2 separate regions of the Homo sapiens genome follow, and region 1 is linked to region 2. The links are chromatin contacts, found by Hi-C or POLR2A ChIA-PET in ENCODE. All regions are on one chromosome and are shown on one strand. The core of a region is the stretch at or near the end of the contact, and the rest is flanking DNA. Distances in the headings are between cores, read along the strand shown. Region 1 has its middle 47 kb from the start of PARD3-DT. Region 2 overlaps PARD3 (par-3 family cell polarity regulator).

Region 1 (5,605 bases), core at 901-3,400, 140 kb before region 2:
GCTACTCTGGAGGCTGAAGCAGGAGAATTGCTTGAACCCAGGAGGTGGAGCTTGCAGTGAGCCGAGATCATGCCATTGCACTCCAGCCTGGGCAAAAGCACGAGACTCCATCTCAAAAAATAAAAATAAAAAAATTGTTTTCTCTTAATGTCATCCTATCTTATTGGAGACTCAGTATTCTCCCGTGGAGAACTTTTATTCAGCATAAACACAAAGCGAGACCTGAATGGGCACTGTACCCTTTCTCTATTCTGATCTCCTAAAAGCTCAAGACACTTCTGAAACAGAACATTTTGTTATTTGGAAAGTTTCCAAAATCAGTGAATTATTTGCTGTCTGGAGTTCAGCCTTTGGAAAGCAAGTGCTTCTACTAGATTTTCTATAACTATGGCTTTAACTCATGGGTCTTTTCCTGCTATATTTTGTTCTCTTAACTTTTACCAAGCACCACTTTTTTCGTGTGTGAGATTTTTCACTCTGCAGCACTTCACGTAGGGCTAGATTTTGACTCTATGGCTTGTTGGCAGCTAACTGCCACTGTTTTATTGATAGTTTCTGACCGGGATTAGATTTACTTCCAGATGCTGTGAACAGATAGGCAAGGATACACCACTCATTACATTTACAAGTACTTTTTTTCGAAGAAGTTATTCATCACAATAACAATACGCGAGCCATCTCCTTATTAATGCCCAAACTACCCAGTTAAAGCAAGTGTTAAGACAACAGAAAACGCTAAAGAACTATTTACTACAGTACCTTGTCACTCACGTGGAGTAAGCTCTTTCTTCCACCTACAGACTGTCCTAGGTTATTTTTATGACTTCTGAAACCATCTGTTCTAACCTGCTCTCTGCTGCTCTTTGGAATACAGATGTTAATTACCTTTTCAACATTTTGCTGCTCCTTGCTTAGAGCCTCAAATTGAATTTGTTTTTTTTTCCCTAGTTTTTTGTTGCAGCAAAACTCAAGACTCTTCTCTCTCAACCATTTTATTTAGAGGGACACGGATCTGCTCTGTTGGGAGGACAACGGAAATGACACTTCCTCTGTCTGCACTTAGTACCCAACTAACATTAAGCCTTCTCCCTCTAAGCTGAATACGATAACCTGAATTATAAACATCTGAAACGTGTTTTTTTTTTTTTTTTTTTTGGAGATAGAGTCTCCCTCTGCACCCAGGCTTGAGCGAAATGAGGCAATCTTGGCTCACTGCAACCTCAACCCCCTGGGCTCAAGTGATCCTCCTACCTCAGCCTCCCAAGTAGCTGGGACCATAGGCATGCACTCATGCCTGGCTAATTTTTGTATTTTTTTGAAGAGACAGGGTTTTGCCATGTTGCGCAGGCTGGTCTCAAAATCCTGGGCTCAAGTGATCCTCCTGCCTTAGCCTCCCAAAGGCAGGGATTGTAGGCATGAGCCACCTCACCTGGCCTGAAACGTCTCTCTTCTATTTTTTATTTTTGAGACGGAGTCTTGTGTTCTGTCCCCCAGGCTGGAGTGCAGTGGTGCAATCTCGGCTCACTGCAAGCTCCACCTCCTGGGTTCACGCCATTCTCCTGCCTCAGCCTCCAGAGTAGCTGAGACTACAGGCGCCTGCAACCACGCCTGGCTAATTTTTTGTATTTTTATTAGAGACGGGGTTTCACCGCGTTAGCCAGGATGGTCTTGATCTCCTGACCTTGTGATCCGCCCGCCTCGGCCTCCCAAAGTGCTGGGATTACAGGTGTGAGCCGCCGCGCCCGGCCTGAAACATCTCTTAAACAGGATGCCTGTAAATAGGCCAGGTATGGTGGCAAGACTCCGTCTCAAAAAAAAAAAAAGAAAAGAAATTAAGTATTTGTTATTTGATAACGTCTTATAAAACTTTTTGCTAATTAAAATTCTTCATATTACAAAAAACTGCAGAGGGAAGAATGTCTTACAGTTGAAAAGAGTGGACTTTTGTGCAGTTGAGGGAGCTCTTGAATTTTATGATTCTGCTGCCTTGGTAGTTGATAATTGAGCTAAACAGAAAGAAAACAGTGGGAAAAGAAAAGGTCATGGTGCTAGACAAGAATCAATTCTCAACAAAGTGTTTGCTGAACAAATAAATTAAATGGGCTGGGTGTGGTGGCTCACAGCTGTAATTCCGGCACCTTGGAAGGCCAAGGCAGACAGTTTGCTTGAGCCCAGAAGTTTGAGACCAGCCTGGGTAACCTGGCAAAACCCTATCTCAACAAAAAATAAAAAATTAGCCGGGCATGGCGGCTTGCACCTGTAGTCCCAGCTTCTCGGGAGGCTGAAGTGGGAGGATCTCTTGAGCCTGGGAGGTTGAGGCTACAGTGAGCCATGATCATGCCACTGAATGGCAGCCTGGGCAACAGAGCAAGACTCTGGGGGTGGGGGGGAAAAAAGAAGAAAAAGGAGGAGGAGAAGAAGAAATTAAATGGAGAAAAGAAAGGGACCCTGAAAACTTAAAAACAGGGTTACAATGGACAGGATCACAGAGCTTCTGGGATAAAATTCTACTAAAAATGGCCAGGCGTGGTGGCTCATGCCTGTAATCCCAGCACTTTGGGAGGCCGAGGCAGGCAGATCGCTTGTGGTCAGAAGTTTGTGACAAGCCTGGCCAACATGATGAAATCCCCTCTCTACTAAAAATACAAAAATTAGTGGGGCATAGTGGTGTATGCCTGTAATCCCAGCTACTCAGGAGACTGAGACAGGAGAATCTCTTGAACCCAGGAAGTAGAGGTTGCAGTGGGCTGAGATTGTACCACTGCACTCCGGCCTGGGTGACAGAGCAAGACTCGGTCTCAAAAAAAAAAAAAAAAATCTATTTAAAACACTCAGAGTACCCCATTTTGAACTCGAGTATGGTTTTGTAATGGGAAGAAACGTGTTTCTTCTTTGATTAAATTCTGAAGGATAAAAATAAAGATGAACAAGAGGAAACAAATGAGATGACGAACAGAAGATGAAGGCAAAGAGAAGAAAAAAGACTACTTTTTTAACACTGTTAAAGACAGTGTTTGCAAATTATGTAAATTTTTTCACTTTTCTTTTCTGTTTTTCTCTCTTGCTTTGTTTCCTTCGTTCTAGCATTTAAACTCTGAGTTCCAAAGGGAAGTTTAAGTGCAATTTGGAAGTACGTTAAGTAAGACAACACCAGGTGGCAAATAGCAATTTAATTCTCCTTGCCAGCAGAGCTAAAGACTTAGTGTGCTCTTTATTAGGAGAGCTGGGGGTGGGCAAGATGCCTGGAGAGAGAGAGGGCGGTAGGAAAAGGCCATTTAGTGTGTGTTGTGATGAAGGATGCACAGCAATTGTTTGGGTTTTCAAAAGAAATTATTTTAATGCATGCATTAATTCTCCTTTTCATCTCACTGCCTGCCAGAAAATTGGTTGTACAAGCGTTCAAGGCATTTTCCCTGGACCAGATATTTACACAGGAGTACTGTGTTGACATTATGTGGCTTCGGATTTCAGCGGGCAGGCTGATGCCTCTTGGGACATGTAAGTGCAGAAGGCAAGGCCTGCCACGCCCGTGAGAAGGGAGCCAGCTTCAGAGAGGGCTCCAAGGTTCATATTTGTTCTCCAAACCAAGTCAAGGGTGGTACTTTTTGTTTTGAAAATATAAGGGTCTGCTTCTGAACTCTTCCATGCATTTATATCCTATTTGGGTTTTATCCAACGGGAAAATTGGGTTTGGGGGACCCCTAAAAACTGTCTTTTAATTTTTATGTATTTATTTATTATTTTTTGAGACAACGACTTGCTCTGTCTCCCAGGCTGGAGTGCAATGGCACAATCTCAGCTCACTGCAGCTTTGACCTCCTGGGCTCAAGGGATCCTCCCAGCTCAGTTTTCTGAGTAGCTGGGACCACAGGTGTGCGCCACCAGGCCCAGCTAATTATTGTATTTTTTTGTAGAGATAGGGTCTCGCTGTGTTTCCCAGGCTGGTCTCAATGTCCTGGGCTCAAGTGATCCGCCCACCTCAGCCTCTCAAAGTGCTGGGATTACAGGCGTGAACCATGGTGCCCAGCCTCCAAAAACTATATAGATGATGATAAATAAATATCATTTAAGATAAAGTATTGCAGTTATACTTTTGGGAAATAGAAAAAAAAAGATAGTCCGGAAGATATAGCTGTTGATACTGTTGTTATTTTGGCTCCTATGACCATTAGAATCGTCAGCCCCTCTCCCTCTGCAGAAGTCCCTGGAGCTCTGTCTTCATCCTTGGCAGGGAGACCCTTTAACTTTTTTCTTTATTTTTCTTACTCTTTTGTGAAGGCCATTGAGTATGAATTGAAGAAGCAGGTAGAAAGTTTTTCTGTTGGCTGGCTGCAGTGGCTCAGGATAGTAATCCCAGCACTTTGGGAGGCTAAGGCGAGAGGATCACTTGAGCCCGGGAGTTTGAGATCAGCCTGGGCATTGCAACAAGACCCCATCTCAGTTTTTTTTTTTTTAAAGGACATTTTTCTCAAAGGAACTGAATATAAAAAGAGAAACATGCAGATGCGGGGGATAATTTGGTAAGATTTGGAGAGTGGGCACTCTGTCCGACAGCCCCACTGCCATGAAACAGGTTATCCAGAGACCTGCATCTGCGGTGGTCATCCAGAGTGGCCCTCAGACAAACCCAGGAGTGCTGGTGCCTTCACCTCTCCCACCCTACCCTGTCCACAAAGCGGGTTGCATTGCCTCAGTTACAGGAGGAGACCACTGAGGTCTGGGCACAATTTTTTTTCTGTCACCCAGGCTGGAGTGCAGTGGTGCAATCTCGGCTCACTGCAACCTCTGCCTCCCAGGTTCAAGCGATTCTCCTGCCTCAGCGTCCTGAGTAGCTGGGATTACAGGTGCACGCCACCACACCCGGCTAATTTTTTGTGTTTTTAGTAGAGATGGGGTTTCACCATGTTGGCCAGGCTGGTCTCAAACAAACCTCAGGTGATCCACCCGTCTCAGCCTCCCAAAGTGCTGGGATTGTAGGTGTGAGCCACCGCGCCCGGCCAGTGCAGAATTTTTGCCCATACTCATGGCTGCTCATGTGTTTCTGTGAGGAGTCAGCCAGAATTTGGGCTGCAGAGATTCTAGGTCTGAAGACCACACACTATTTGGAATGTTCCTTTTAGAAAAGAATGCTGTAGGAGGCAATATGAAGACATTTTAAATATAGTTCTCAAAAACACGTTCTTTTTTTGTTTTTGTTTTGTTTTGTTTTTGGCATAAAGTTATGAGCGGGGGCTCGAGATCTGACTGGGGTCAAATCCTGTGCCGGTGCCTCAGTTTGCCCATCTGTAAGTGGGGTTAATCGTAGAACCCATGTCATATGTCATGATTGGTATGAGAGTTAAATGAGTTCTTGCATATAAAACACTTTGCACAATGCTTGTCTCATAGTAACCATTAAATGTGTTTTGTTGTTGTTTTTGGAGATAGGGCCTTGGTCTCTCACCCAGTTTGGAGTGCAGTGATGCAATCATAGCTCACTGCAGCCTTGAACTCCTGGCCTCAAGTGATCCTCCCACCTTGGCCTCCCAAAATGCTGGGATTACAGGTGTGAGTCACCATGACTAGCCAGCATTAAATATATTTACTACTAATATATTGTGAATAA
Region 2 (6,143 bases), core at 387-2,886:
CCTAGAGGCCAGGAGTTCAAGACCACCTTGGTCCAACATGGTGAAACCCCATCTCTACTAAAAATACAAAAATTAGCCAGGCGTAGTGGCAGGCATCTGTAACCCCAGCTACTCAGGAGGCTGAGGCAGGAGAATCGCTTGAACCTGGGAGTTGGAGCATGCAGTGAGCTGAGATCACGCCACTGCACTCCAGCCTGGGCGACAGAGTGAGACTCCGTCTCTCTCTCTCTCTCTCTCTGTCACACACACACACACACACACACACACACACACACACACACACACAAAGTTTTGACTCATTCAATCCTTTTAACAATTCTATGAGTAAGGGACTCTTGTTACTCACATTTCTCAGATGAGGGAAACGGGCAGAGAGAGGTTAAGTCATTTGCTCCAGCTATGTCCAGTCTTCACTGTTAATTCCTAGGCTCCATTGCTTGTACTGAATGAGCTGATGCTTCCTTCATATTTGTAACTAATCAGCTCACTGAGCGGATTTTAGAAGCTCTAGCATTTCTACTGCTCCAGCATTTGCTCCGCAGTTACGTTGTTGTCACTTGGGCTACAGCATCCAGTAGACTGATGTTCAGGGCTCTCCTGCAGACTGCTGCTGCCCGTGGTAGCACAGCCCAGCTGACTTGACCTATCCCCAGAGCTCTTCTTCACCTCTACACCCCTGCCTTTGTCCTGAGTTAATAATATAACATAACAGTAAAAACAAAAATATTTTGTGGTCAGTTTTCTAGTTACTGGGTTTAATGACAACTAGCCAGTTTAGCTTATATATATTCACTATAGTATTTCCTTTAGTTCTATGTGCTATGTTTACTGTGATCATAGTAAAATTATTTTAAATACTTGATTGGGATTAGAACAGGGCAGCCTCTTATATATAACTTAATTTTTTTACTAGCAAGTTTAGAAATTTACCAGCAAGTTTATAATTTTTTCTAGCCAATGTATGAGCTTATAAACAAAACAAAAAACTCTTTAGTTATGTAAGAGAACTGAAGGGAAATTACAGTGCTATCTTCACCACTGCAAGAGGGTAGGTGCTTGTATAAGCTTTTAAAAATGGGCATGACTTGCAAGGCTATTTTAGTTGCATGGAGAAAGCCATAGATCACAATGCAGTTTCCAACCATACTGCATTGACTTAAAAAAAAATACCCTGAGAGATAAATAATTAAACAATATGGGATGCATTTCATAGAATCTTCAGGATTACATGCTTATTTTCTCACGAACACTGAGTTTATTTGAATTTTGGATTATGTATATACTGTCCCTGTGCTCCATACGAAGTTTCCATTAAGAATGTGTTCTTGCTTTAATGATGTGCACTCCTGTTTCCCTCTGCAGTGAACAGGAATTACCAAGCTTGTGCTCGTTGAGTGCTCTCTGCTGGTGGCTTTGGGTTTTAATATCAGTAACAGATCCACCAGTGAAGTGTAGACGAGAACTCAAACTGGAAAGTGAAAGGAGCCCAGCTCCCAGCCTGCGGCACCCTTCCACTGTGAGCCCAGAGTGCGATTACAGATGTCCCCTAAAGAAGTGCCCCCATCCCTGGTCCTGCATCCCTGCGGTGTGCTCAAGCCTGCAGTTCCTCCGCTGCATCGCCGTGATCAATACTTGAGCATATTTTAAAACACAGTGTACTAGAATGATGCCAGATTTATGAAGTGATTGAGCTTTTTCCCTAGGCGGGGAACAAGCTGTGGAAAATGGGAAGTTTAAAAGTCTTCTGACATCATAAAGCTGAGATTAATTACTATGATCTGATTGATATCTAATACATTTTGGTTTTTCAAACAGAGTTTGAAATAATTGGTGATATGAGCTCAAAGAAGTTTATGATCTTATCAGAGGTGACCTTAAAATTTGGGGAGTCAGAAACAGAAGTCAAAGGCACTATGCTTCTTTAAGGAAAAAAGCAATCAGAAATGCATAATAAACATAGTGACTTTGCTTCTGTGTGTCTCTCTGGCTGTTTCAGCCATCATTGGTGGCCTTTTTCTCGTATGATTTTACTGGATACATGTAAATCAAAGGCATCCTCTAACCTTTCAAGTCAATATATGATTTCTTTTTTGTCCCCCAGACAGAGCCTCGCTCTGTTGCCCAGGCCTCCTAGGTTCTCCTGCCGCAGCCTCCCAAGTAGCTGGGATTACAGGCATGTGCCACCATGCTTGGCTAATTTTTATATTTTTAGTAGAGACAGGGTTCTTGCCGTGTTGGCCAGGCTGGTCTTGAACTCCTGAGCTCAGGTGATCTCCCACCTCAGCCTCCCAAAGTGCTGGAATTATAGGTGTAAGCCACCGTGCCTGGCCAATATATATATTTTTGTAAAAATATGCTTTCATTAGGGAAAATTTCAAATATACTACAATTGTTAAGAGAATAACATACCTCCATGTACCTGTCACCCAACTTCAGCAATTCACATTTTTGGCCAATCTTGTTTCTTCTGTACCCTCGCACTATTTCCATTCCATCATTTTGAAATAAATCTTAGATATCAGATAGTTACACTGGTAAATATTTCATCATGTTCAATATATGTATTTGTCAAAAAGGAATATTAAACTAATATCCTGCCTTCTGCCTCACTTTCTAAAGAAGATACTGTGTTTTGAAAGGTGGCTTACAAAATGCTTTGTGATATTCTAAATGCTGAGGCAAAATATATGAAGTTAAATGTTTTTGAGATGAAGGCTGTCAACAGCTTTCGGAGCATAGGCAAGAAGATTGTGGGGCAAGTGTGCGCAGGAAGTGTGAGGCCCAAAGTGTCCTGCCCTGGAGAGTGAGACGGAACATCCCCAGGGAGTACCGTGCTGAACATCAAGCCTGATCTTACCCTGCTGTCACAGGAGATTAAGTGGCCAGGCTGGTTCTTCAGTCCTCATTTCTCAAAACACATACATGGATGTTTTCTATGATTATAGTTTATAGTGACCTTGTGCAGAAGCATTGAGCCAGTTTATTATTAAAACTTGGACTAGGTAAACTATAATTTGATTTCTGTACAGGCGATAACCACTGGAGATAGCAAGAGTGAATGACAGTGTGGTGACGGGCAAATCTTATTTGTTACTGTTTAGACAATCTATATATACATAGATAAACAGTCTATATATATACATAAAACAACAGTATATATATAAAAATATATAAATATATGTCTCAAAAATATATATTTTGAGACAGGATCTCACTTTATCACAAGGCTGGAGTGCAGTGGCACCATCATGTCTCACTGCAGCCTTGAACTCCCTGGGCTCAGGTGGTCCTCCTACCTTAGCCTCTGGAGTAGCTGGGACTACAGGCACGTGGCGCCATGCCTGGCTAATTTTTGTGTTTTTTATTATTATATTTTTTTAGAGATGGGATCTCACCATGTTGCCCAGGCTGGTCTTGAACTCCTGGACTCAAGCGATCTGCCTGGTTTGGCCTCCCAAAGCTCTAGGATTACAGGCGTGAGCCACTGCACCCAGCCTGTTTAGACAATATTAAAGCCATTGTTTTTCTAGTGTTAGAGTTTGTATGTTATAATTTAGTACATGCTTAATTGAAGGTATTGGTGTAACCCCAAAATATATATTTTTCACATAACTCAGATTAGCAGTGGTATTTAGTGCTTTAGTTATATCTTCCAGCAGATAACTGAATGGATCTCACTTTATTTTTATCATAATTGGTGAGAGCTGGGAATCTTATGTCTCCAGGAGATGGCTGTACAGGAACTGTGTGTGATTCGCAATGTGGAAGAGCAGGGTCTTGCTCCCTTGGGAACCCTGCAAGTAGTTGAGCCCCCTGGTCACTCAGCTTATCACTGTGGATGCTGGGCACTCCTGGGGGATGCTCTGGAGCCCCTCTCAGGGTATTGCCTTTTCGCTGGCTATGGGGTTGGAGGAGAGGGTCAGACTCCTTCCCTGCCCTCAGCTTGCCGGCTGCCCAGGCACACCCTGTGTGCAGCTTCAGCATTCCTGTGGCATTGGTCTCTGTGGTTTTTCTTCTTTTCACATAGCTTACTTTACGCCCTGTTCGCTCCACAACTCTTTTCAAAGACAGGATGGAGGTACAGGAAGGAAATAACTTAATTTGAATATTAAAATTCTGTTAATTTTAGAATGCAGTCTCTTCAGTTCTGGAATTGATTTCTTTTGGTTGCTGTTGGTCTTTGTAAGGAGCGTAACATTGCTTAAGATTTATATATAACCGAGTCATTTTCTGTCTCTGTATCATATTCCTTTAGGTAAGCTTTTTCAAAGTTACTTTGAATAGTTGATATAGATTTAGAACAAACGAGTCACCATTCTCAGGATACTTCTATTGCCTTTCTGGAATAATGCAGCTCATTGTTCTGCCAAGTATCCTCTAATCAGCCTGAAAAGTGTTTTCTTTTATTTCATCATGACATTGGGCCTTTTAATTGAGAGTGAAAATCATTAAAGGCAAATTATTTTGTGTAAATTATGGTAGATTTAGCCTTACTACATAATTTTGGAATGTTTTTATGATTGGTTGTGTATGCTCTGGCAGATGTCTTTATCATGACTTATTTTAGGTGGGTTAAGAATTCTTTTTTTTTTTGGAGACAGAGTTTCGCTCTTGTTGCCCAGGCTGGAGTGCAATGGCGCGATCTTGGCTCACTGCAACCTCCGCCTCCCTAGTTCAAGTGATTCTCCTGCCTCAGCCTCCCAAGTAGCTGGGATTACAGGCATGTGCTACCACGCCCGGCTAATTTTGTATTTTTAGTAGAGACAAGATTTCTCCTTGTTGGTCAGGCTGGTCTTGAACTCCTGACCTCAGGTGATCCGCCCGCTTCAGCCTCCCAAAGTGCTGAGATTATAGGCCTGAGCCAATGCACCTGGCTAGAATTCTTGGCATAGTACACAGTGGCATTATTTCCAAGGCTTTTTTTTTTTTTTTTTTTTTTTTTTGACAGAGCCTTGCTCTGTTGCCCAGGCTATAGTGCAGTGGTATGATCTCAGCTCACTGCAACCTCTACCTCCTGGTTTCAAGCAATTCTTCTGCCTCAGAGAATCAAACAGTTGTCCTCCCAAGTAGCTGAGATTACAGGCACCCACCACCACACCTGGCTAATTTTTTGTATTTTTAATAGAGACAGGGTTTCGCCATGTTGGCCAGGCTAGTCTTGAACGCCTGACACTCAGGCGATCCACCTGCCTGGGCCTCCCAAACTAGTGGGATTACAGGCATGAGCCGCCGTGCCCGTTTGCAAATTTTTAAAAGTAAAAAAGCAAAACAAACCCACATGTCAGTGTTTCAGTATTTACTTCAGGGGGAAATTGTATCCTAACATACCCTGCACCATAAGCTGAAATTTCAGTGCCAATTCCATTGCTTGTGTGTCCATCCAAAATAAAGACAAGTTTTTGCAGGAATGTCAGATGACTGTGGGACAGGCCTAGACAGGAACAAAACTGGAGGCTTCGCATCAAAACAAACACCCACCTAACCACATGGGTTTTGCCCTGTGAGTTGTTTGTCATCCTAGATTTTCAGCAAGAATGGGCTTTAGTACCATATTTCACATATGAGGAGGTGCTAATTTTGTTAATCATATCACATTGGTAATATTCATCACTACATTGTAATATGAAAGTTGAAAGTCTTGAACTTAAAGTTCATAAATTCATTGCCCAAATCTCTGGTTGGCTTTAAATGTCCTTTTGGAGGGGAGAAGGAAAGAGGGGCATGGTTTGAGGGTTATACTGAAATAATCTGCTTGCTGTATGATATCGAGCAGGTCTAACTAAAAAGGTAGGTGGTGGTTTCTCTTGCATGCATACAAACATGTTTCTGGCCCCAGTTGTCAAACGAGTTTTGTGTTTTCCTTGTCTAGTCTTGTTGACCTGCTATTTATTTTAGTCTTTTGATAAACAGGAAGTGTTGCTGCACTGCACTCAGGAATGTATTAAGTAACTATTAATATTAAACAAGATTGGAGGGATGAGAAGGGATTTAACTTAAAGTAGAGGGAGGATATAAGAAAATGAAATAATCCTTAAAATTTTAGAATTAAAATTTATTTGGGGCCTTTTGAAATGCTTTTTTTCCCTTGAAACCTCAAATTCTGGATTTACATTTGATGTTTCTGTTGGTGGTATATTACATTG

What was found. A loop is a pair of places that touch in the nucleus more often than their neighbours do. ChIA-PET counts read pairs that join two places held with the same protein, here RNA polymerase II (POLR2A). Pooled maps may share reads with other maps.
Region 1: a loop to region 2 is called in a map of PC-3, with 3 times the contacts of the local background. The contact joins two enhancer-like sites. A Hi-C loop is called at or near these places in 1 of 168 maps with a recorded cell type or tissue (PC-3) and 2 of 50 pooled maps. POLR2A ChIA-PET finds 5 or more read pairs at or near these places in 8 of 52 experiments (BJ, Caco-2, GM12878 and 5 more).

Annotation. Positions count from the first base shown.
Region 1 is chr10:34,859,561-34,865,165 of GRCh38, reverse strand. No RefSeq gene overlaps it. Among named protein-coding and RNA genes, the nearest start is that of PARD3-DT, 47 kb to the right of the region's middle. Within about 2 kb of position 2,150, at least 2 of the 41 ENCODE cell types and tissues checked have a DNase peak (open chromatin) inside an H3K27ac peak, as active enhancers do.
Region 2 is chr10:34,719,249-34,725,391 of GRCh38, reverse strand. All of the region lies in intron 1 of PARD3 (par-3 family cell polarity regulator), which reads left to right. Among named protein-coding and RNA genes, the nearest start is that of PARD3, 93 kb to the left of the region's middle. Within about 2 kb of position 1,636, at least 2 of the 41 ENCODE cell types and tissues checked have a DNase peak (open chromatin) inside an H3K27ac peak, as active enhancers do.